2 separate regions of the Homo sapiens genome follow, and region 2 is linked to region 1. Evidence: read pairs that join two places in POLR2A ChIA-PET (ENCODE). Cell type or tissue: MCF 10A. All regions are shown on one strand. Links, peaks and the distances in the headings refer to the core of each region. The heading gives the core; the rest is flanking DNA. Region 1 holds the start of LINC01564 (long intergenic non-protein coding RNA 1564). Region 2 has its middle 21 kb from the start of KLHL31.

The links. Peaks named below come from ENCODE experiments on the same cell type or tissue, not always from the same donor. Only the 100,000 strongest peaks of a DNase experiment are listed, where the experiment ranks them.
Region 2: POLR2A ChIA-PET joins it to region 1 with 5 read pairs; 2 of 35 experiments call an interaction of 5 or more read pairs at or near these places.

Annotation. Positions count from the first base shown.
Region 1 is chr6:53,617,346-53,629,467 of GRCh38, reverse strand. LINC01564 (long intergenic non-protein coding RNA 1564) reads right to left here and starts at 1,088. Exons shown (of 3, transcript NR_125841.1): 1 at 1,022-1,088; 2 at 777-893. In MCF 10A, for the core only: no CTCF peak of the experiment used is centred there; a DNase peak (open chromatin) is centred at 5,717.
Region 2 is chr6:53,680,803-53,692,924 of GRCh38, reverse strand. No RefSeq gene overlaps it. Among named protein-coding and RNA genes, the nearest start is that of KLHL31, 21 kb to the right of the region's middle. In MCF 10A, for the core only: no CTCF peak of the experiment used is centred there; no DNase peak of the experiment used is centred there.

The DNA of each region.
Region 1 (12,122 bases), core at 2,498-10,497:
ACAAAAATTAGCTGGGCACAATGGCAGGTGCCGGTAATCTCAGCTACTCAGGAGGCTGAGGCACGAGGATCACTTAAACTTAAGAGGCAGAGGCAGAGTCTGCAGTGAGCTGAGATTGCACCACTGCATTCCAGCCTGGGCAACAGAGCAAGAACCTGTCTCAAAAAAAAAGGATAAGAACCAGAGCAGCAAACTCAACCCTGATACATTGCCATGTATCTCAGAAATATCTACCTGGATGTTAAAAGGGTAAATAGAAAGAGTTCACGCTCCATATTCCCCTGGTTAAATTGAGACATTATAAGACGGATGTGGGAAATAGAAGAGAACGAATTATGAGGTGTGCTGGCCCAAAGCCACATGCCTTGTGGGGAAACAAATTCTTTGACCACCCTCAACAACAGTGACTCCCAACCTCCTTGGAATTTTGGCACCCTATCATTATGTACTTGATGATCCAGTCTTGATTTGACAACCTCCACTCCCGCACTTGGCATGAAAAAAGTTATGCAGCATAGATTTATTTCATTTTTTCCTAATGAATGTGAATGAACATGACTTTTATTGCAAGCATTTTATAGCCTTTCTTGAAACAACTTGCATCATCCTGGCTAAATGGAACACAATTTTTCAAAAAAATAAACTTGAGCAGTCGTGTAGCTAACACAACACTACAGTTAGTAAGACAGCATGACAGCAACAGCCCCAAGGAAATAGACAGCAATCCTGGTTTCAGTGAGGGAGACAATGTGAGAGAGGGAGAGCTCCCAGTATACCTGAATATGTTTTCTGCAAATAGATTCCCGAACATGTCCTCACATCCTTCCAGTAAGTTTTCCAGTAAGCCTTCCAGTGAGCATTCACTTGAGCCAGTTTCAGTTTGTTTTCCATCCCTGCAAACAAATGATCCTGGTCTAGATCATGCTGAATTGGCACTCAGAAAAAGATAAACAGAGACCAGTAAAAAGCCTTGGCAGACCCATAATCTACCTTCTCTCATCAGCCCCTCAGAGCACAATACCTTGCTGGAAGTGGAGGAGTGAGACAGAGGTTACTTCGGTGTCTGGGATCATGTATGTGCCGCCTGGTTTTCCTATAACCAGCTCTGACACTTCTGCCTAACAGAGCCATCTACCCATATCTGAAATCCCTAATTCTAAAGTAAAGATAACATTTTTCTTGGCTTCTTTGGCTGATATCTTTGGATAGAGCAAAGGAAAAAGAGAGCAACAACACGGAGAGGAAAGATGAAACAAAACATGGAGAACTGTGTAAATGTATCCCCACCAAAACAAGCACACTTCATTCTACAGAGCACACAAAGAAAAGATCCTGGAGTTAGAAAAAGACTCTGTTACAGCGGAGTAAATACTTGCTGGGCTTTTCAACAAAAATTTCTTTGCCCTACAGACAGGTCTGGCTGCCTAATTTCTGCTATTAAACAAGCTCCAACTTGATCTGGACTTCATGAGGAAATGTGAAATTTGAACCTTTTTATTTCCCCAGCTTTTTTCCGTGCTCCCACTTTATTTTGGTTACTGCCTTGACTTCCACCCCCAGGTGCTATAACTGCTTTATTTCCTCCTGCCCATAGCCTGTTCAACACATGGCGGTTGCTGGTCCATTTTCTCGAAGCACTGCTTTCTGCCATATAACCGTGGGTGGCACCAGTTTATACAGGCAGTGGCAGTGTAGGCAGGAGGCGTTGGTTTCAACAGGGTGACAGCACACAGCTAAGCAGCCAGTGCCTTCTCTGGGCCTCAATTTCCTCATGTATGAAATAGATATTTCCTCACTACTAGGGTTGTTGAGGGGATCAAATGAGAGAGCAAATGCAAAGCTCCTGGCTCAGGGGCAAGCACACAGCAGTACCCGCTAGGAGGATGCTGGCCTTCCCTCTGGAGGTGACAAAGTACCTGCTCCTGAGAGTTCAAGTAACTGGGTCCAAAAGTGCATGGAATTTGAGACAGGTTTATAAAACAGTGGGTAGAGGATGAAGGACTCATGCTCAGGAAGAACTTCTCTGCCCTCACATCCCACTATCCCAGTACATGAACAGAATGTGCTTTTAGAACCCCATCATGGGCTCAGAGGGAAACCTCTGAGAAGATTCAGGAAGCCATTCAGCCAGAAAGGCTGAAGGAAGGCAAACAGCAGAACTCAGCACTTTCAGCATAATGGTCAAAACAGAACTCTGCAGATAAACCTTAATTGTAAAACAAAATTGGTGAAAGAAAAATGGGTGAATTAATGGGGATTCTAATTTAATAAAGTTAGAATTAACTACTGTCAAGTTAAAAGGAAGTTTAAAGTCAGTCTTATTATAAATGATTAGTCCACTCAGTCCTCTGCGGGAACCAAAATTCTCCTTAACATGTTAGGGAAATTAAATTTGTTATTTAGAACCTGTGATAAATCTCTTACACTCTTTGTTGGAAAAAACTTTAAATGCATCATTTATTGAAATTAATCTTCTTTCATTAAATAACCTTTGATTCCAAGAAATAGCAAACCTTTTAACTTTTAACCTACAAGTGAAACAGCCAAATCCAGATAGTAAATTTGAGTTAATTTAGCTGATGATATGGCTGGAAATTTTATTCTCAGAGATATCTTAGAAGATACAAATCTATTATTGTTAATGTGAGAAGAGCAATGTATATGCATATTATTATGTCAATCTTATTTGGTTGTAGTTTTAAAATTTAGCTAGTTATTCTCACAGAATTTTTCATAAAGAATTAAGAAGCCTCCTAGGTTTTATTTAAAAACTTAATAACATAACTTAATAACATAAGCTACATAGAGGTGAAAAAGATAAATGAAAAACAAAAATAAGTAGCTAAACTACAACTAGGAATTAATCCAATAAAAAAAATTTTTAATATACAAAGCTATTTTGCGACCTTGGTAACACCTTTTTAACCAGGTAAGGAAAAAATAGTTTGACTTTTTATAAATATATAATATTTAACTTTTTGCTCTTTCCAGTTTAAACTTTGCCTGTTTGAAGGACATTCCAAAAATATTTCAGTACACTTCTTAAAAACCTTCTAATGCGTCTTCTTAGAATGTCATATGTTATTGCCAAATTAAATTACTGTTTTACTACCTGACAGCTTGAAAACAAGGACTATCATGTTATTAGAAAATCTTGCAAGAAAATAAATCTCAGCAATAATGTGAACTCATGGAAGTGACAGAATTTTTTAGAGACAGATATATAGATACATCTATATCAAATTTATATTTTTTTAGAGATGGAATCTTGCTATGTTGCCCAGGCTGGAGTGCAGTGGCTATTCACAGGTACAATCTAGGCGTATTACAGCCTTGAACTCCTGGCCTCAAGTGATCCTCCTGCCATAGCCTCCCAAGTAGCTGGGACTACAGACATGCCCTACTGTGCCCAGCTTTATCTATATTTTTTAAAGTGGAAAATTTCTGCTGGAATTTCTTGCAAGTTCCTGTTTACATGCCTCTAAGACTTCAAATATACCCTACCCTCCAACTTAATATACTATTCTTTTATTTAAATGATTTTCCCAGTACAGTTTTAGTTTTATTGGCTGTGTGGTTTTGGTCCCAACAAAAGCAGTTACCTTGTAAATTTCAGAAACATATATCTACTAGGTAAATTCGGCACTCACAATCTTAGATTTTCTAACCAAGTCCTGCTTTCAAATATTCAGTGTCATATTCTGTCCAACTGAATCATCAAAGTATCCCAGAAATTCCAGCATTTTGGCAAAAAACAGCACATTCTAATAAAATATATGTTAACTCAAATATACCTTCAAGACACAGACGGTGATGAATCACAAGCTGAAAAATACTTTAGTTAGAAGTAGACCTAGTATAACATTTTTTGAACCCGACATTGTACTAATTGATAAAATGATTTTTTTCCTCTAGTCTGTATAAAACTCTTGGTAAGATTTCCAGTATGTCAGCTAAAAATGTCAATGTCAACAATATTTGCCTTGGTATCCCCAACATAAGACAAAACAGTTGTTCAATGAATAGTGTTTTGAGTGCTTCTTTGTTGACTATGTACTGAACACTGTTAAGCACTAAGAACATAGTTATTAACAATCCCCATAGAGCTTTCAGCTTTTTTCATTTTTGTATCTAATTAGGGAAAATTTCCAACATCTACAAAAGTGGACAGAATGGTATCATAAAGTCTCACATACTAGTGCCCAGTTTTAATAATTGTCAACTCATCACCAATCACAACTCCACTCCATATTAATTTGAAAGCAAATCCCAGACATCCTAACATTTCATCTATAAATATCCAATATTTGATCATGGGTTTAGAGATAAGCCTATCAGTATTATGCCACCTAAAAACCCCAATAATTTCTAAATGTTATAAAATATTCAGTCAGTATTTAAATATCCCTGATTGTCTCATAAACTTTTTGAACAGTTTTTTTGTTTGTTTTGTTTTGTTTTGTTTTTTGCTCAGCTCCACACTTTGCAGTTGGTTGACATCTCTTAAGTTTCATTTAATCTATAGTTCCCCATCTGCCTTAGTTTGAGTTCCTCCAGAAATACATCTAAGACAGGATTCAAGTATAGGTAGTCAATTTGGAAAGTGCAGTGTACACCATAAAGGAGACAGCATGTGATACAAGAAAAAGCAACCCAAACCCATAGAGGTTGAGCTGTTAAGCAATTTACCAGTGGGTGACTGAAGCTTAATCCTTCGGGGAAGTTCTTGAAAAAGGGATAAACATACACCCACCTCAGAATTATGTCCCTGGGAGTTGAAGGAGCTTGGGTATGTAATCATCCACTTTATTTAATCATTGGTTAAGGGTTGCTTCTGGGGTTGTTAATTGCTTGGCACTTCTGGCGTTCTGCAGTTCAGGAGAAAAAAAAAAAAAAGCTCTTAGGCACCAAAAGGCAGCTACTGACAGTTGGGAGCAAGGCTGAGCACAGTGAAGGGCACAGAGGATATGGGTGGGCACCAAGAGCATCTGCCACTTCCTCCCCCTAGTCCCTCCTTGCCATGTATATGGTGAAGAAACTAGGTCAGTTTGCCCTGCAGAATTTCCAGAATTGTGGATTTTGCTAATTGCATCCATGTGGTGTCTATTGTTCATATGTTTGCTGTCTTCTGCATTACCTGTGCCCTCACTCCCTAATAGGTAATTTGATCACTTATAATTGGAATTTTTTGCAAGAAGACACCATTGGTGATAGTGACAGGACTTTTGTTAGCAGGCGCCCAGTTGTTTCTCTTAGTGTGATGTTAGACATTTAGCCTAAATCCACTATTTCATTCGAATGTGCAAATACTCGAATTCTCATTCCTTAATCATGTATTAGCAAGAATACTTCATAATAGAGAAACTTCCTTTGTCAACTATTTGGTTACTCTGTGGTACAGTTAGTACAGGAAAGGTAGGATTCACATTTGATCCTTTCCTTGTATTTACCAGTTCTCAAAATAATGAGCTCATTTCCCAGAACCCTCTATAGGTGACCAAGAGTTCTTTTATGAATGCATGGATTTAAACAAAGCTGCCATGTCTCAATCCCTGATTCAAATTGTCTCTTTTTTGGCCACTGAAGTTTGGCCAGATATTCAAATTGGATTCTGAGTCCTTTCTGACACGACTTTAGTGGTCAATGAAATGTTCTTGCTTTGTGGTGTGACAATGTGTTCCAAGACTGCTGTGGTTTCAATGTGTTCTCACAAAATTCATGTGTTGAAATTTAATCTCTATTGTGGTGATGTTGGGAGTTAAGACTTTTGGGGAAGTGATTCAGCCACGAGACATGGATTAGTACCTTGCAAAAAGGCTACAGGGAACTAGCTTAGGCCCTTTTTCCCCTTCTGACTTCTGCAATGTGAGGACACAGCATCCATCCTCTTCAGAGAATGCAGCAGAAAGGCGCCATCTTCGAAGCAAACGCTGGGTCCTTTCTAGACACTGAACTTGCTGGTGCCTTATTCTTGAACTTTTAGCCTCCAGAATTGTGAGAAATAAAGTTGTGATTTTTATAAATTGCCCAGTCTCAGGTACTTTGTTATAACAGCACAAAAGAACCAAGATAAAGGCCTTCTTGAATTTTTTGCTCCCCAGTCTTCAAATTAGCTGACTTTCCAAGAATATGGATTCCTTTTAGTGAAAAATTGTATTAGAAACTACAGTCTGGGTGTTATGGGAACTCATTGCTGCTGAGCTGGTCACTGTTTCTAGGCCTTTTTAGCAGGCAGAGTTAGGAAATAAGTTGTTATTTTGTTTTGTTAAGAGAAAACATATCATGAGCTCATACTGATGTTTTCAATTCAAGTTTAGGATTATAGGGTTTGCGCTTCTTCGCTTTTATATTTTTTTCTCATACTTACAACTTAGTTCTTAACAATATAAGTACTTATTTGCCATATCCTGTAATATATACCATAGTTTCAGAATAGCAGTGCCAGTATTATTATAAACAGCATGATAATTGAAAGTGGCATAAAGTGTATTTGCATTTTTTTTTATTCTTAGGGTATATCCCACTAGGTTTGTATGTTAAATCTCTGTTGTTTTTTTAAAGTTACTTAATATAGTTCCTCTCTGTGTAGTTAAGCAACTAGTTCAATACAGTAATTTTTATTTTCCTTTCAGTTTTTAGAAATTTTTTGTTAATTTGATTTGATAATTATGTAAAATCTTTGCACCATTCCAAAGTCAAACTTACAAAACAAGGTATAATCAGGAAGTTTTGTTTTTAATCCATGTTTTCTCTACTCCGTTCCCATATAGGTAAACAATTTTTAATTTTTGTTCAGTTTTGTTTGTTTTGTTATACCCTTGTTTTGTTGTTTTTGTTGTTTTGAGACAGGGTCTTGCTCTGTCACCCAGGCTGGAGTGTAGTGGCATGATCCCAGCTCACTGCAGCCATGACCTCCTGGGCTCAAGTGATTCTCCCACCTCAGCCTCCCAAATAGCTAGGACCACAGGTGCATGCCACCATGCCCAGCTAACTTTTTTTTTTTTTTTTTTTTTGTAGAGACAATGTCTCACTCTGTTGCTTAGCCTAGTCTCAAACTCCTGGGCTTAAATGATCCTCCACCTCCATCTCCCAAAGTGCTGGGATTTCAGGCATAAGCCACCACTCCTGGACTGTTGTGATTTTTAATATATGTATATTCATATTCTTGTTACCTGTTTTGGATAAATGGTAGCACATTGTATATTTACCTCCATTTTTGCTTTTTTCATATAACAATGCATTCTGCAGAGTATATAAAAATAGAAACATATTTGGAGACTCCTCATTTATAGTTGCACAGTTCTCCATTGATAGGTATGTTCTACCAACAAACATTTGGGTTATTTCCACCATTTTGTTGTTATAAAGTGTTGTTATGAATATTGTCTTATAGATTACATATAAACTTTAAAGTTTCAAAAACAAATACTCTGACTTCATTTTAGAAATTGTTAGATAACTCATGGATTGAAGACTTTGTTTAAACTTTTCTTAGTGTATGTTAGTTTTGATCATATGAATGTGGCTTCTACATGTTCTCATTTTTATTACATAGTAAAATTTTCTCTGTGTCCCAGTGGTATGATCAGCTACTGCAAATGATCCATGGTTGCATGAAAAGGTATATTCTCCACTTTTAAAATACAAAATTCAAGATCTGCCTACTCATTCAATCTTGTTTTACTTTTTAGTCTTTCCCAAATCTTGAGAAAAATATTTTAATGTCTTTTATAACAATTATATTTCTGTCAATTTTCCATTTAAAGATTGTAATACTATAGAAGCTCATGAATTTTACATCTATTTTATGGATTACATCTTTTATCAATATAAAATGATTCTTTTTTCTGTCAAATTATTTTTGTTTTGAGAGACACTAACATTATTTACCTTTACTAATATTATTACCTTTGTCTCTTTCTTTCTTTCCTTCTTCCTTCTTTCTGCCTCAACCCCAGCCCTGGCCATTATAATGTTTACCTTTATTAACCTTCACAGCAGAAGAACAGCTATCCACTTTTTTGGTTGGTAAAGGTCTTGTGTTCCCGGATCACGGAGTAGGCATAAACCTCTCTCAACTTCCAGCAAGATTTTTCATGTCAGGGACACAGCTTTTGACGGTTCCTGACAGGGATTTTTAGTCAAGCTCCATAAGATTTTCACTTAGCAATGCTTCCTCCCAGATTCTGACTGCCACTCAAACTTCATTTCCAGTGTCATGGTTATGTGGATTCATCACTTTTCAGTGTCTTCATGACTCTGTATAAAATTAGGAAAAGTTGCAATGGAGTACATTTCCATTTTAAACTGAAAGCCAACTTATCATGTTTTTGACATTCTCTGCTATTTGGTAATATGGTTTTAAAATTAACTTTGTATCACAAAACTGTATTTTAAAGAGAACTTACTAGCTGAGTGTAACACACAAAAGGAGATGATAAAATCTCCTTGTATTAGAGATGATAAAATTTACTTACAGATTTTTATTCTGTGAATGTGAATATTTCATACCTAATAAAAACACATGATTTTGTCTTTTCACTTCTGGGCACATTGAGAAGCAATATTGTTAGGTTAAGAACTTTGGATGAATTGGAGGTGTCAACAATGATAATTCAATTTCAATGAAGATTTGCAATGAAATTTGGGGAAAAAAATTCGTTATTGAGCAAACTGAGTTCTTCAAACAATACTAGTGGATCAATATACTGCTGACTTTAAAATTCAAGTCTTTTATTAACCAATAAAGGTAGTTTATTACATTTTTATTTCTTGTCATATATTTTAGTCTTCTTTAAAAAGTCTGTTTATTAATGTGCTTTAACTTATAATCTTTGAAAGACTTTTATCTTTAAAAAATTTAAAGAGATTCCTCAGACAAAATGTCCCAGTTTGCCACTCGGAAAATGTTAGCATCATTCTTTAAGACTATATGTGAAAACTCAACTATCTTGCAAATGGAAAAATTGAGTCTCCAAGTCACAAGAGTATTTTTTTTACTTTTTATTTTGAAATAATTTCAAATTTATAGAAAAGTTACAAAAATAGTAGATAGAAGCCTGTATACCCTTTACCCAGATTCATCAAATGTTAGTATTTTGCCCCATTCACTTTCTCAATCTCCTTTCATTGGCACAAGAAACTGAGGCACAGAGAAGTTAAGTAACTTTGCCAAAATCATACTACTAGAGTATGGCAAACCTGAACTTCAACCTGTCTGGCACGAGAGGCTTCCATCAGTTCCTTCTCCGCTCAAGTAAACTTCATCAACTCTTACAGGCATTCAGTCTGGTAAGTGAGTACCTGGTCTTTATGATAAGTTGTCACATGGTTATGATATTATGAAATATGTATTTGGGCTTGCTCCTGTTTCTTGACATACAGCTTCTAAAACCCTTGGGAATCTCCAAAGTGATGAGTGTCTTTGATATGCTGTGGAGATTACTGATGCCTAGGGACCCCTAAGTAGCTTCCGTATGGGGGCTGGTCACCAGAAAGACCAAGGCATGATTAGACGGTTGGGACTTAAAGTCCCACCAATCAACCTTCACCTCCAGGGAAGAAACAGGGGCTGACCAATGGCTCATGACTTAATCAATCATGCCTACATGATGAAGCCTTCATAAAAACTCAAAATGACCAGGTTCAGGAGCTTCTGGATAGCTGAACGTGTGGAAAGTCCTGGAGGGTGGCACATGCAGAGAGGGCATGGAAGCTCCATGCCCCTTCCCACATGCCTTGCCTATGCATCTCTTCCTCCTGGCTGTTCATCTGTATCTTTTTTAGTATCCTTTATAATAAACCAGTAAACAAAAATAGGTGTTCCTCTGAGTTGTGTAAGTCATCCTAGCAAATTAATTGAACCCAAGGAGACAGTAGTGGGAATCTTGACTTATAGCTGATCAGCAGAAGCAGAGGTGACAACCTGTAACTCGTGATCGGCCTCTGAAGTGGGGGCAGTCCTGTGGGGTAGAACCCTTATTCTGTGGGATCTGATGCTATCTCCAGATAGATAGTGTCAGAATTGAATTAAATTATAGTACACATAGCTGATATCTGCTAGGGAATTTATTGGTTGCTGGTGGGGAGAAATCCCTATATATTTTGGAGACTAGAGGTGAAATGCTCTGTGTTGGCTGTGTAAAAAATGGTTAGGTTTGGTTTTTCCTTAGTGAGTTTTTCCTTCTAACTTACTGGTATAGGTAACAAAACCCATAAGAAAATGTCCTCCTCTAACTTTGTAAGCCCCACATTCTACATCTGAACCAGGTAGGAAAAGGAGACCCAGAGGAGCAATAAGTTAGCAACAGACAACAGTGCCCTGAAAGCAGGAAATGGCAGTGTCTGGACAAATTGTCACGGTCATATTAAGCAAGTTAAGTATTTACTCAGCTGGCAGGAGTATTACATTTTTAATTGTTACCCACTTTAACCAATATTTAGCTAGTGTCCTCTGCATATGGAGGACCATATTAAGCATTTTGGAAAAAACCCAAATGCAAGAAAGGATCTCGGGGAGCAATATACACTCATGAAAAAAATAACCTTAAGCATATTCACCAAGAAGTATACATGTGTTGATAAATTAGTATTATACCAAAAAATTAAAAACCCCCACTGTTCACACAAACCCTGAGAAGCCATTACAGTAGGGAAAGTTTAAGAAGCTATGCTTCTCCTTGATGGTGTAAGGTTTTAAATGGGTTTAGAAAACTAAGGGGCTATGTGGAGTTAAGAGTGCCATGAATGGGGTAAAGATGCAGAGTGGGAGGAAACAAACGTATGTGGACTTAGAAGGGAGGAAATTCATAGGCTCACCTTGGAAGGCTGAAGGAGGCTGACACCATGTTGGATGATCAAAAATCAGCATTAACTCATTCACCAGATGGGTTGGAATAATGCAGATGAACTCAGGGTCACAGGTGTCAGGATGGGGAGACTGTCTCAAAGCAGGGGAGGCTTTAGGCTTGGGAGTTTTGTTTTACTTTTTGACAATGTTAACGCAACTAAGTAACTATGAAAGAGAAGTATGAAAACAGCCCACTGGCTCAAGGTCAGAAGGAAAGCGTGGGAGGCTTTAGAGAAAGTGATGTGTTCACAGGTGGTGAAGCTGAAGTCAGGTGGCAGCAAGTTCAGGTGGAAGTGGATGATGAGGAAATGGAGGTGGAAAGGTAGATTTCCCCCCACTCTATACATTTTTTTCATGGATAGATGTAGAAAATGAAATTATAATTAGACACTGAAGTGAGGTCAAGGAAGGAGTATTTTTTAAGTAAGGAGACAACACTACAGACTGGCCACAAATTCCCTGAGACTGTGTCTAACCAGAGCTGTAGATATTAATATAAAATCAGCTCTCGGCTGGGTACAGTGGCTCTTGCTTATAATTCTAACATTTTGGGAGGCTGAGGTGGGCAGATTGCTTGAGCCCAGAAGCTCTAGACCAGCCTTGGCAACATAGTGAAACCTCATCTCTACAAAAAATACAAAAAATAGCTGGGTGTGGTGGCAGGTGCCTGTAGTCCCGGCTACTCAGGAGGCTTCGGTGGGAGGATCACCTGAGCCCAGGAGGTCGAGGCTGCAGTGAGCCATGATCATGCCACTGCACTCCAACCTGGGTGGCAGAATGTCTCAAAACAAACAAACAAACAAACAAACAAAAAATCAACTTTTAAGGAGTGCTTCTATGACTTCTGTCATTAGGAAAATGTTCAGAAGTAATAGGAAGTATGAGAAACATGAACATTTGTGCAGAAAAGGAGGAATCATAGAAATAAAACTTCAGACTGTTGTGCAAACGGGCACATTGCATATGCTTAAAGTTAAAAGGGAGGAACCAGGGGAATGTGATCAGATTAAAATAGCAAAGCAATTAAAAATTTTACATACAAAGCTTAAAGGCAAACTTAAGAGATTGTAGTAACCACAGCAGGCATAATCAGCACTCAGTAGGTGTTTACTCTGTGTAGGATGATGTTACTGTAGAAGCAAAGGCCCTACTGACAGATCCAAAGCACAGGTGGAGACAGTGACTTTTTCATCACAGCTCAGAGTTTTGATAAAGAATAGAGATGGATTTATTTACTAACTCAATAAAACACTGCTAAACACTAGGGGTACAG
Region 2 (12,122 bases), core at 2,594-10,593, 63 kb before region 1:
TACACGAAGAATGGCAGATTGTGGTAGGTGCTCTGTGGAGAGTAAAGCATGCTAGTCCAATGAAGAGTGATTGAGCATGGACTAAGGAGGCCAGGGAGGGCATCTCAAAAGAGATGATATTTGAGCCATGACCTGGGTGAGAAGTAGCAGCAAGCCATACAAGGAATATTCAAGGCACAGGGAACACCAAATGCAAAGGCCACAGGTCATGTTTGAGGAAAAAAACCAGGCCAGTATGTCTGCAATGCATTAGACAAGACAGGAGAAGGCACAAAAGGAGGTGAGCAAAGGAGGCAGAGATCGGATCATGAAGGGCTATGCGGACCCTGACAATAGGACCACTGGAGGAAGGTAACAGAGAAATGACATGGAACTTTCTATGTGTCTGCTAAGTGCGTGTGAATGGCAGCAGGGAGTCTGGGGCAGTGGAGTTGGAGAAAATAGGCAAATTTGTTATATTTTGGAGGTAGACCTGGCAGGACTTGCTGAAAGATTGTTGGGTTGGGGGAAGAAAGTGAGTCATTCAGAATCACTGTTGGGTATTAGGATTGAGGAACTGAATGAATGCTGTTTTCACATGGGCTGGTATTAGCAGAACCTCAAGTCACAGGCATTAAATCCAATAGCTCTTCCAATCTTCTCATTGTATCTCCCTGCTTATCTCATAAATATCAAAGCTTTATTCTCCCATCGAGCACATGTTTATTGATTGCCTATATGTTTCAGGCACTATTTTAAAGTAACATAGCTATTTGGTTAATTTTAGTGTGGTTGTTTAAAACAGCTTAAATTGGAACCTACTTAATCAGTAATCTAAGCTACTGGTGAAATGAATTCTTTTTTTAGTATTGGCAGGCATTTGCAACAAATGAAGATGCCTTAGCTCAGTGCCAGCTGTGAGCAAATAGTTTCGGTTCTCAATTTGTGCTAATCTAGAAATTCATAGGAAATAGCCAGGATAAGGCTTGGGAATGTCTTGTCCTTGTTAAACTCTGTCCAGCTGTACTGCTCAGCACTCTCAACTGAAAATTTTACTTGCTGGAGAGGAGCGGCACAGATTCTAAGGACTCTTCTGGAGTCTGCTATTAGTAGGGGATATACTCAGTCCAGTCAGCTCCTTAGAAATGATTACCTTGTTGCTGCTTTTGTAAAGTACAGGTCTGAGCATGCTCTATGCAGTGTTTTTAGGTATGCAAATCTAAAGCTCAGCTCACCACTTATTACACGTCAAGTCCTATGTAGTTACACTAAGAATTGAGACCCTTTACAATTGAAACAAAAAGTAAAAGCCTATTTAACTGACTTGAAGGAAAAAAACAAAACAAAACAAAACAACAACAACAACAACAAAAACCTCACCCTGACTTATTCAACTGTGTAAATATTTCTGCTCTCTTGGTATTATCATTTTAAGATTCTTCTGATAAACAGGTGCACAGCCATTTATTGAGGTTGGCCCACTTCCAAATGGCAAAAGCCTCATCTTAACTGAACATTTTAGCTGCCATTTGCAGACATATCAGCTCATTTCCACTTGAGCAAGGCCCAGGCTCACATCCCAAGTTTACTCCTGGTGTTAGTCCCTTGTGTGAGTGCAGCTACATTGTAAAATCATCTACTTCTCATGCCTGAAAGACTCACAAACACTTCCTCACACCCCAGATTTCACCATCCCAACTCACAAAGTGATAGGTATTGTACCAGAGTAATAGGATATTAGGCAAATGCTTTCTCCTGTTGTAGAGAATTTTGCTAAGGCTCAAAGAGGTGGAAAAAAGGCACTACTACACCCTACATCTAGCAGCTGAAGCCAGCCACAGATCTGATAGAGTAACACCAATTGAAGAACCAGTTTTTGTGCCCCAACCCACCCACCCCAATCCCAATCATTATACGAAGACAATCAGGTAGCACAGGGGAAGGTAGTCTCCTCTCCCCAAACTCTGGGCAGAAAGGGAGTTTTGATTCTCTTTTCTCTGTTTCAATAGATCTATCCAAGCTGACTCAGGGAAAGGAGAATTGAGAGAGATGGCAGGGCTGAGAGGGAGCAGCAGAGGAACACCCTACACATCCACCATTTGGCGTGGCAGGATACATAAGTATCCCTTGAATGGTGGGGAACGTGGAAGTTTACTAGGACTGACTGTCTTTCTGATAGTTCTCCCAAGAGACAGCCACCCACTGGCAAGAGGTGGCAAGGGGTGAAATAGAGTAAGCATTGGAAAGTACATCATAGGTGTTAATTTTATTGCAATGCAGGTAGTCCTCAGTAAACTCAAAACATATAAATATTAGAATATGGGGCTTCTAGGATGTTTACAAAGTAGGAGGGTAAAAAGTGACTAGGACGAAGAAAGTATTTATTGATATTTCAATTAGATGGTTAAATAATTTAAATACTAAAGAAAGTGATACTAAACAATTTATAGATAAGGGCATCTCCATACTCACCCCTAACGGTTTTATATATGGTAATGAGCAAGTGCTATTTAGTGCCAAAGAATTTTTCCTTGTGACCAAGAAACTGAAATCTCCTTTACCAGGATAAAATTCTTCTTGAAGCTTTTTATTGTGTTTGAACACATGAAACACCTAAGATTTTCTCTTATGACCTTGTTAAGAACATTCTGGGGTTAAATGTGCACTTTGAAGGTAAGCTTTTCAGGTTCAAACTTTTAGATGACAGTGGCTTCGTGCTACTGCTATTTTAATGTTTGGTGTCAATGAAAAGACCAAACAAGTCCCACTGAAAAATATCTGTTCTGTAAATTGGATCATCTCTCAACCGTATACGTACAATTCGATGTACATGTTGGAGTTTTTTGTATCATGTCACCGCCATCATGTTGACATCTCATTCATCATAGGCTTGTCACATTCATTGCATTATTTCTATGGATAAATTAAAACAGTTTGGATATCACATAAATTGTGAGTTGGAGTCAGGAACGCAAGCCATACTCAGTATGTAAAACTCATGCTCGTGCGTATGTGTATGGAAGATATTTATAGCATATATTTCTACACATATTTGAAGAAACAGATTCTGTATATTTGTACAAATACAGATCTGAAAATAATTCACACAAAATATTATAATTTTAACTTTTCAAATTGATTTTGTGATATGGACCAATATGATGTTTACCTTACATAATGCCTGTTCTGCAAGTAAGGCACACTTTTGTCTTTTAAAAAAAAAATCAACATTTTTTTCCCATATATCCTCTGTGTAGACTAAAAAATAATCATTAATGCTTGTATAATAGAGCAGGACTTAGTCAGTAGCATGAGAGAGTTAGGAGAAAGCTTGGGTTGAACTATTGTGTGTGCCTACCAAAGTTTCTCAGTAACTGATATTTCTTGATTTGGCCCTTTTTAATACATATTAATTCAGAACTTAGGTTCTATGATCTTAGTGTGACAGTCAATCTGCTGTATGGACTAATAATTTTGATTATTTAGACTTTATGAGTAATGCAAGGGAGACCAAAAGAAGAATGGAGTCTATAACTACAAGGACAGTGGAGAAGTAGACAATTACAAGAACATACTATAGTCAACTTAATACCAATAAGTTTATAAATCTATATATTTTTATCAATTATCTAGAAAAACATAAATTATTAAGATTAACTCAAAAAGACAGAATAGTAACTAGAACAATAACCATAGGAGAAAACAAAAATAATTACTCATCTACCACTAATAAGGACTTCACAATGAAGCATGAATTTTTTCCCATTAAAGGAGACTTCCTAGAAGTCTCACTGTAAATTTCCCAGAACAACTCATTTAGTCACATGGTTAAGAGAGTTTGGAAAAGGTAATCTTATAGTTGGAAAGGAAAAGAAAGGGTGGAATGGAAGAAGAGAATAGTTGTTGGGAGGAGGCTAGAAATATTTGCTACACCAGCAATAATCAACTAGATAAAGTAGTGGAAGAAAGATTCTGTAGTAAAAAATTAAAAGTCACAAAACCACACCAATAGCAAATGCACATTGTATTATTTTAATTATGAAACTTTGTTGAAGAACAAAAGGAAGACCTAATAAAAAGACTGGCTGCTTCAATATTCAAAATGTCAACATGTCACAAATCAATCAGTGAAGTAAATATAATGCCAATCAGAATTATAAGCAGGTTACTTTAGAGAATTTTTTAAGATGATTGTAAAGTTAACATGGAAGATAAAATTCACAAGACTAGACAAATAAACTTTGACAGAGAAAAAACAGTGAGGTGTCAATTGTCCTCCAGATATCATAACATACTCTAAAGCTGTTATAATTAATATAGTGTGGTAGGCCGGCACAGTGGCTCACGCCTGTAATCTCAGCACTTTAGAGGCCTAGATGGGTGGATCACCTGAAGTCAGAAGTTCGAGACCAGCTAGGCCAACATGGTGAAACCACGTCTCTACAAAAGAAATACAAAAAATTAGCCAGGTGTGGTGGTGGGCGCCTGTAATCCCAGCTACTCAGGGGGCTGAGGCAGGAGAATTGCTTGAACCCGGGAGGCAGAGGTTGAAGTGAACTGAGATCGGGCCATTGCACTCCAGCCTGGGCAACAGAGGGAGACTGTCCCAAAAGAAAAAAAAAAAAAAGTGTGGTATTTGGCTCAGTAGTAAAAAAATAAATTAATAGAACAAGAATCAATTTAAGTAAATTCAATTTAATTTATTTTAGTAAAGAAGCATTTCTAACAAATGGGAAAGCTTGGACTTTTGGCAAATGAACTGGGACAATAAGAAAAAAATCACTGGGAGGCTGAGGCAGGAGAATCGATTGAATCCAGGAGGCGGAGGCTACAGTGAGCCGCGATTGCGCCACTGCACTCCAGCCTGGGCGGCAAAGAGAGACTCCGTCTCGAAAAAAGAAAAAAGAAAAAAATCAGGTTAGACCCATCATGCTATCTTGTTTAATTCTCACAACTTCACCAGTTAATGTTATATAGAAATTAGAGCATTTAACTAGGGAACGACAGATGTGAAGAAATAGGGAATATAATGCACAGTTCTGTCTGTTGACATATTTAATTATATTGTCTGTTGCTATCTCACAAAGAGGAGTAAATTTTCAGACACATAATTTCTGTGTTATCCCCTCTACTAATGCTATATATGTTATTCACAATAGTTCAGAATCCATTCATTCACTTACTTGAAAAGTATTTATTATTTCCTGATCAAAGCACTTCTAAGTGCTACGAGTAAAGTTGTGAACAAAATTAAGTTCTTTCCCTTGTGGAGCTTGCTTTAGTAAGAGACAAATAATAAATAAATAAATAAATAAATAAATAAATAAATAAATAAATGGTGATAATTACAATGGAAAACTACCTGGTCAAGCAAGGGAAATAGGGTGTGCCAATGGGCAAGACCCTTAGATACAGGCAAAAGGAGCCCTGGGCCCCGCACATGCCTCCTCCAGCCATGACCCCCCTCACGGAGCTGGAATTCTGAGAGCGAAGGACACATGCCCACATGTAGCCCACAGCACTGCCTGACAATTATGCTCCAAGTTGCCCAGGATCATGGAATTACCTGCACTAAGAGAGGGCCTGATTGGCCTCATCCTTTCAAAATGAAGCTCACCACAGGTCTGTGTGCCTGTAGGCCCCGTGGGAAGTCAAAGGCAGCTTTTGGAAGAGGCATGTTGAGGGCGCTAGGACGGACTGACTGAGGTGTTAACATGTGCATTCATGAAGCCCTACTGGACCTTAGACATAGGATATATGGGCCTCCATTTTTACCTTTGTCCAGCCCTGAATAAGCCTGAGGTGGGTCTGGCCAGGGGAATTAGAGCTGGGGTTTCTATTTTATATAAGAAGGCAGAGAAATCCTCTGTTAAGGTGAATAAGTAGAAAGTTATGGAAAGAAAGAGTATTTCATATAGGTAACAAAATGAACAAGTGAGGATATAAAATTTTAATCCAGAAGAAAAAGCAAATCAACCCATCCAAACCCAAACTGTGTACACACTTGTGTAAACAAGTCACATGAGAAATGTTCTTAGAAAATTATCTTAAGAAATCTCAATTATGTGGATCGAGATCTATTCAGCGTTCTAAATGGAATTGTAAACCCCTAGCAATCTCCACCTCACCTGTGCTGTAAGAGTGATTCTGGCTGAAGCCTAAAATGGAACGGCTGAGTGTGCAGTGAGGTCAGCAGCTATGTGTGGTGCAAAGAGAGAGAGATTGTTACGCTGAACTATAATTGGGTGGTAGAAATGTCACCAAGCCAGGCCTGCAGCAAAAGAAGGGACCAAACTGAACTCAGTAACTCTCAGTAGCAGAACTTACATTAGCATTTCTGCACATTAGTGAGAAGCACACAGCTCCTTATAAAACAAACTCCCAGCAAAAGAGCTTTGCATATTGAAGGCATTTATTCTTTTAGAAAGTACACCCAGTTAGTTATACTGTGTGATTACAATTATGTAAAAGAAATTATGCAATATAAAAAGAATGAAAACTGATGCAAGCAAAATGATACTAGTCGTTATCAGTTGTTGGGGTAATTTTTTTCTAGATTTCTAATTTTCTTTATTGAGTGCTTATTAGCTTCATAGTTGAAAGTAGAATTTTTAATAAATGAATTTTGCCAAATAAAAGCTCTATAGCTCCAAAGATAATTCATAAAATGATTAGATCTTATGAGACTCTGGTAAGCCGCTTAATTGGAAGAAAAATACTTTTAAAGTAGTAGCTATCATATATCAGCAATAATCAGTTAGAATGATGATTTGGAAAAGGATATATATATTTACATATATAGTACATATGTAAATATATGTATATATATAAATATGTGTATATGTATTTGTGTATATATGTAAATATATATATGAAGATAAATATAGGCCGGGTGCAGTGGCTCATGCCTGTAATCCCAGCACTTTGGCAGGCCGAAGCTGGTGGATCACCTGAGGTTGACAGTTTGAGACTAGTCTGGCCAACATGGCAAAACCCCGTCTCTACTAAAGATAGAAAAATTAGCCATACATGGTGGCATGTGCCTGTAATCCCAGCTGCTCAGGAGGCTAAGGCAGGAGAATTGCTTGAACCTGGGAGGTGGAACTTGCAGTGAGCTGAGATCGCGCCACTGGACTCCTGGGCAACAGAGCAAGACTCTGTCTCAAAAAAAAAAAAAAAAAAAAAAGATAAATGTATTTAAAGATTATTTATTCCCTTATATATATTAATCCAGGAATAAACCTAACTCTTGTTATGTGCAAATCTACATTTGTGAAGACTATATAAAATATTTTATCTGAATAAATGAAGTGACATACCTTGTTTCTGCATGGAACATTCAATACTATAAAGATGTCAATTTTCCCCATACTAGTGGATCATTAGAATAAAATTTCAGTAAAAATTCCAATGCAACTTTGCTTTAGAACCGGATATGGGCATTTGAAATTCATCTAAAGAAAAGTAGAAAAAAAATTTGGTTTTAAAAAAGGAAGAAAAACTAAAAAATAATAACAGACTGGTCTTTCCAGAAGTTCTATAAAACTACAGAAATTAAAACAACTTGAGGCAGGCATGGAAGAAAAGGGATGAAAGGAGAAGATGAGACTTGTGCATATGACATTTCTATCGTTTAATAAATTTAATGATGAGACTTCTATCGTTTAATAAAGAGGGCATTTCAAATCCAGGATTAATGATGGTCTGTTCAACGAATGGTGCTGAGGATGGTATTTGGGAGTAAAAGACACAAAAAAACCCCTCTAACTTCAAGTCATAATTCTACTTTATATACAGAATATATTTTGCATAAGGATTAATGATCACATGAATTAATGAGTGACAGATGGAAAAAACAGGGATATGTATTTTATAATTTGAGGATGAGGAAGTCTTTCCTAAATAAGAAGTAAAACAGAAATAAATCATGGAAGAAAATTGACAGACTTGACATAAAGAAATGAAACAATTCTGTAAAATATTGTAAAATAAATTTAAAAAGTGAACCGTAGGCCCAGAGCAGTGGCTCACACCTGTAATCCCAGCACTTTGGAGGGCCAAGGTGGGAGGATGGCTTGAGTCCAGGAGTTTGAGGCTAGCCTAGGCAACATGGTGAGACCCTGTGTTTACAAAAGATTAAAAATTAGCTGGGCATGGTGGTATGCACCATCCCAGCTGCTACTTGAGAGGCTGAGGTGGAAGGGTCGCTTGAGCCTGGGAGGTCAAGGCTGCAGTGTGCTGTGATTGTACCACTGCACTCCAGCCTGGGCAACAGAGCAAGACCCTGTCTCAAAAGAAAAAAAAAAAGCGAGTATTAGGCTGGGAGGATGACATTTGCAGCATATATAAGAGACAAATAATATAAAATAGATAAGCAACCAAATAACTAACAGGGCAAAAGGATATAGACATACAAGCCATAAAAGAAGAAATATTAAGTCTAATGCACATATTAAAAGATTTTCATCCTCATGCATTCATGACACACAAATTAAGAATCATTGAGAACCACCTTTCATATATTGTATTGCTTAATACACAAAAGATTGATAATACCCAGTATTTCAAGGTGGTGGAGGAAAGGAGGCATTTTTATATATGATGGCACAAGTGTAATTCAGTGAACCTTGTATTTGAGAATAGCTTTTTAAATAAACCAGCAATTTCACATCTAGAAGTTGATTCTACAGAATGACTTATACACATGCCCATGGATATATGCACAAAGCATTATCTGTAAAACTGAAAAAAATTAGAGTCAGCTTAATGCCCACCTATGAAGGAATAGATAAATTATGGTTTCATTGTGCTATGGAATACAATGCATTATCAATAAGGATGAAGTAAGATGAAGCAGATTATAGTAGTGTATACTTACTACAAAAGAAATGTATGATACATCATGGAGTTAGAAAATTGTTGCATAAGTGTGTGCAGTAAATAGCTTGATTATATTTTATTTTCAAAAACTCTTGTTAAAGGAGGAAGATTTTTACCTTTTATTTTATAAACTTGTATATTGGTTCAAATTCATTACTATTTTTTGTTTGTTTGTTTTGTTTTGTTTGATACGGAGTTTCGTTCTTGTCACCCAGGCTGGAGTGCAATGGTGTGATCTCAGCTCACTGCAACGTCTGCCTCCTGGGTTTAAGCAATTCTCCTCCCTCAGCCTCCTGAGTAGCTAGAATTACAGGCGCGTGCCACCACACCTGGCTAATTTTTGTATTTTTAGTAGAGATGGGGTTTCGCCATGTTGGCCAGGATGGTCTCTATCTCCCGATCTATGGTGATCTGCCTGCCTCAGCTTCCCAAAGTGCTGGGATTATAGGCGTGAGCCACCGCGCCTGGGCACTACTGTATTTTTAAAACACATTTTTTTAAAAATTAAGGTATTTGAAACCAAGTATCACTAAGTCAATCCACTTCCACAACTTTTCTGCCTTTCCTGGAGGAACAATTATCTCCACTCTGTTTACGAAAGATTCCTGGAGAGCTTTTAGAAAACAGGGATGCCTGGGCTCCATCTCAGAGCAGTTAAGTTAGGATATCAGGATTTTCAAGATTTGGTCTGCAGACCAGCAGCAGCAACAGTATCTGGGCGCTTCTTAGAAGTGCAAAATCTCAGGCCCCACCCCAGACCTACTATTTCAAAGTTTTCATTTAAATAATACCCCCCTGGTGATTTGTTTGCACTTTAGAGTTTGAGAAGCACTGATTATTCATTTATTGCCTACGTGACCTAGAGTAAGTTATTTAATTTCTGTACATTTCAGTTTCCTCAACTGTAAAATGAAGGAAAGTATTATCTGTGAAAGCTAAATGAGGTTTTATTCATTTAAAGTGTGTGTAAAGTGCCCAGTGCCCTGCCTGGCACATGGTAGATACTCAGTCAATGGTAGCTTTTATGATGGTGTTTACATCTCAAATATTGGACCTAAAATAATGGCGCCTCAGTAGATTGTTGTCCATTTACCAGCTCCCTAGATAATCCTGCATGCTCTGTCTCTCAGTAAGATCTGGAGACAGATGATCAGGACACATGGAAAGCTCACCATGAGCGGGCTACTCTCCAGTACAGCCATGTGCTTCTGCTCCCACAAATTCAAGCGTGCCTTTACCAAGGGTCAGCTGGGCATGTGCTCTGCTGTTTATGCCAATAGTACTTGTTGCTGAGTTACATAATTTAATTAAATATTATGTAAACCAATGACATATGAGTATAAAAAGAGTGGTTGTTTCTATGAACCACTAAACTAAATGCTTTCAAAAGGCCTTTTACAGTTGTCTCACCCACACCCATTTTCATTTCAAAAAACGGGTGTGGGTGAGACAACTGTAGAAGACAAGAGAAAATGAATCGTATACATTTTAAACTATATTTGGGTTGTTTTGCAAATTTCTTAACATTTTCAATCCAATGTGAGGAAGCCAAAATTGGAACTCATAGTTGCTGTTTTGTGGGTGAGTTTAAGAAAGATCAGTTGCCTGTGCTTGCACAAAAGGTCTTGGCTCTACATCAAAAGATTGGGGATAAGTGTACATTTATATATCTCACGTTAAAATAAAATGCTTCAGGCCTGCTTACTGAAGGTTTGGAGCTCAACAGGCTACAAAGAGAGCAATATCGACTCCTCCCCAATCCCTCCTCCTTTATACCTACTGAATGGGCTGATTCTTTCCCTGTTCTTATATGAAGTCTCAAGCAGATCTCCCAGTCACTTAAAGGTTTTAAATATCCTGAGCTCACCTTTGGTCTTAACAGAAGTCTTATTTTAGTAATTAAAATGTTCAATTTAGTGTAATAACCAAATTCCAAATTTTTTACCCTCCCTGGGCTGACACCTGACTTTGGCCTACAAGCCTAGAGTGAGGGTCTTGGGAGTCTGGGGCTGGGGGCTTAGGGCATGGTTGGCATCTTTTCCTCTTCCGATGCTTCCCCTCACAAGCTGTCTTTCTATTCCCTCCAGGACTGGGCCCAGGGCTGGGGTTATGCAAAGGGCACATGGACGGAACCTCTGTGATCTGGCGTTGCTGCTCATTGAGGTTGAGTGCTCAGGGTGGACTCTCATGGGGTTCTTTGCCCCATGGGAAATCCCCACTGCACTGTCCATGATGAGGACAGCCACTCCAATGCCTGGCCACTTTCACTGCCAACACTCAGCCCTCTGGCTTTCAGTTGGAGGGGTCCTCTCTAGGTTTTTTTCCCCTAAGGACCTTCTCAAGAAGGCTTCAGGCTGGTTTCCTTACATGGACCCACGTGGCCAAGCTGAAAAACTCTCACATCCTTGTCTCATTGTTGGTGAAACTCCAACTTGCTCCTAGTGCCCTTGTTTTCCTCTTTGCAATTAACTAACTGCAGCTCCAACCACCATAGCTTACCTCTAGGAGAGTCAGACACCCAGAGTCTCCAAATATAGTTTGCAGATTTCTAAACATTGTTGTCTATGTGAATGGGACCTTCTAGAGTTGTGCATTGTACAACCTGAACAGCCATCCTCAGAGTTCAGACACTAGTCCACTGAATTCCAGAGGACATAGATCAAGTTCCTTATGTGACTCCCCCAAAGTCTTTCTCACTTGGATTAAGAAGAGGGGAAGCACACTTCTTCCCTCACCAAAAGAATGGGAAAATGCCACAATCCTTCAAAAACTTTCACCTTAGGAATCCTCGATTCTCATTCTCTGATCTCTTTAGCCTTTGTCTCAACTCTTGGCTCCATCTTAAATCTCTTCTAAGAGTCACAGAAGCAGTTGTTTTGGCAACCTGATTTGCATACTACACTTCAAAATATGAGTTTAATTCTGTTCTTAGAGCCTAGCCCTCCCACCCCCACAGATGGGACCAAAAGTGTTCCTGTTAAACCTTTAAGTGGCGTTTAAAATTATCTGAGCAACTGTGGATGAAGTTGCTGCTATACATGGAAATACTATATGTAGGAGAATTAGTCAACAGGAAGAATTCAGCCTTGTAGAAATCTTTCCCAGAAATGCTATTTTCCATGAGTACAATTGAGATCACCCTTGAAATATCTATCAGAACAAGTCTAAATAGACAGAGAAGGAAGCTGGGCTGAGGGGTGCTATTGGTATAGAGATTGACTTTGAATGTTCACATTTGCTATTATTTCTGTTAAAACTCAATT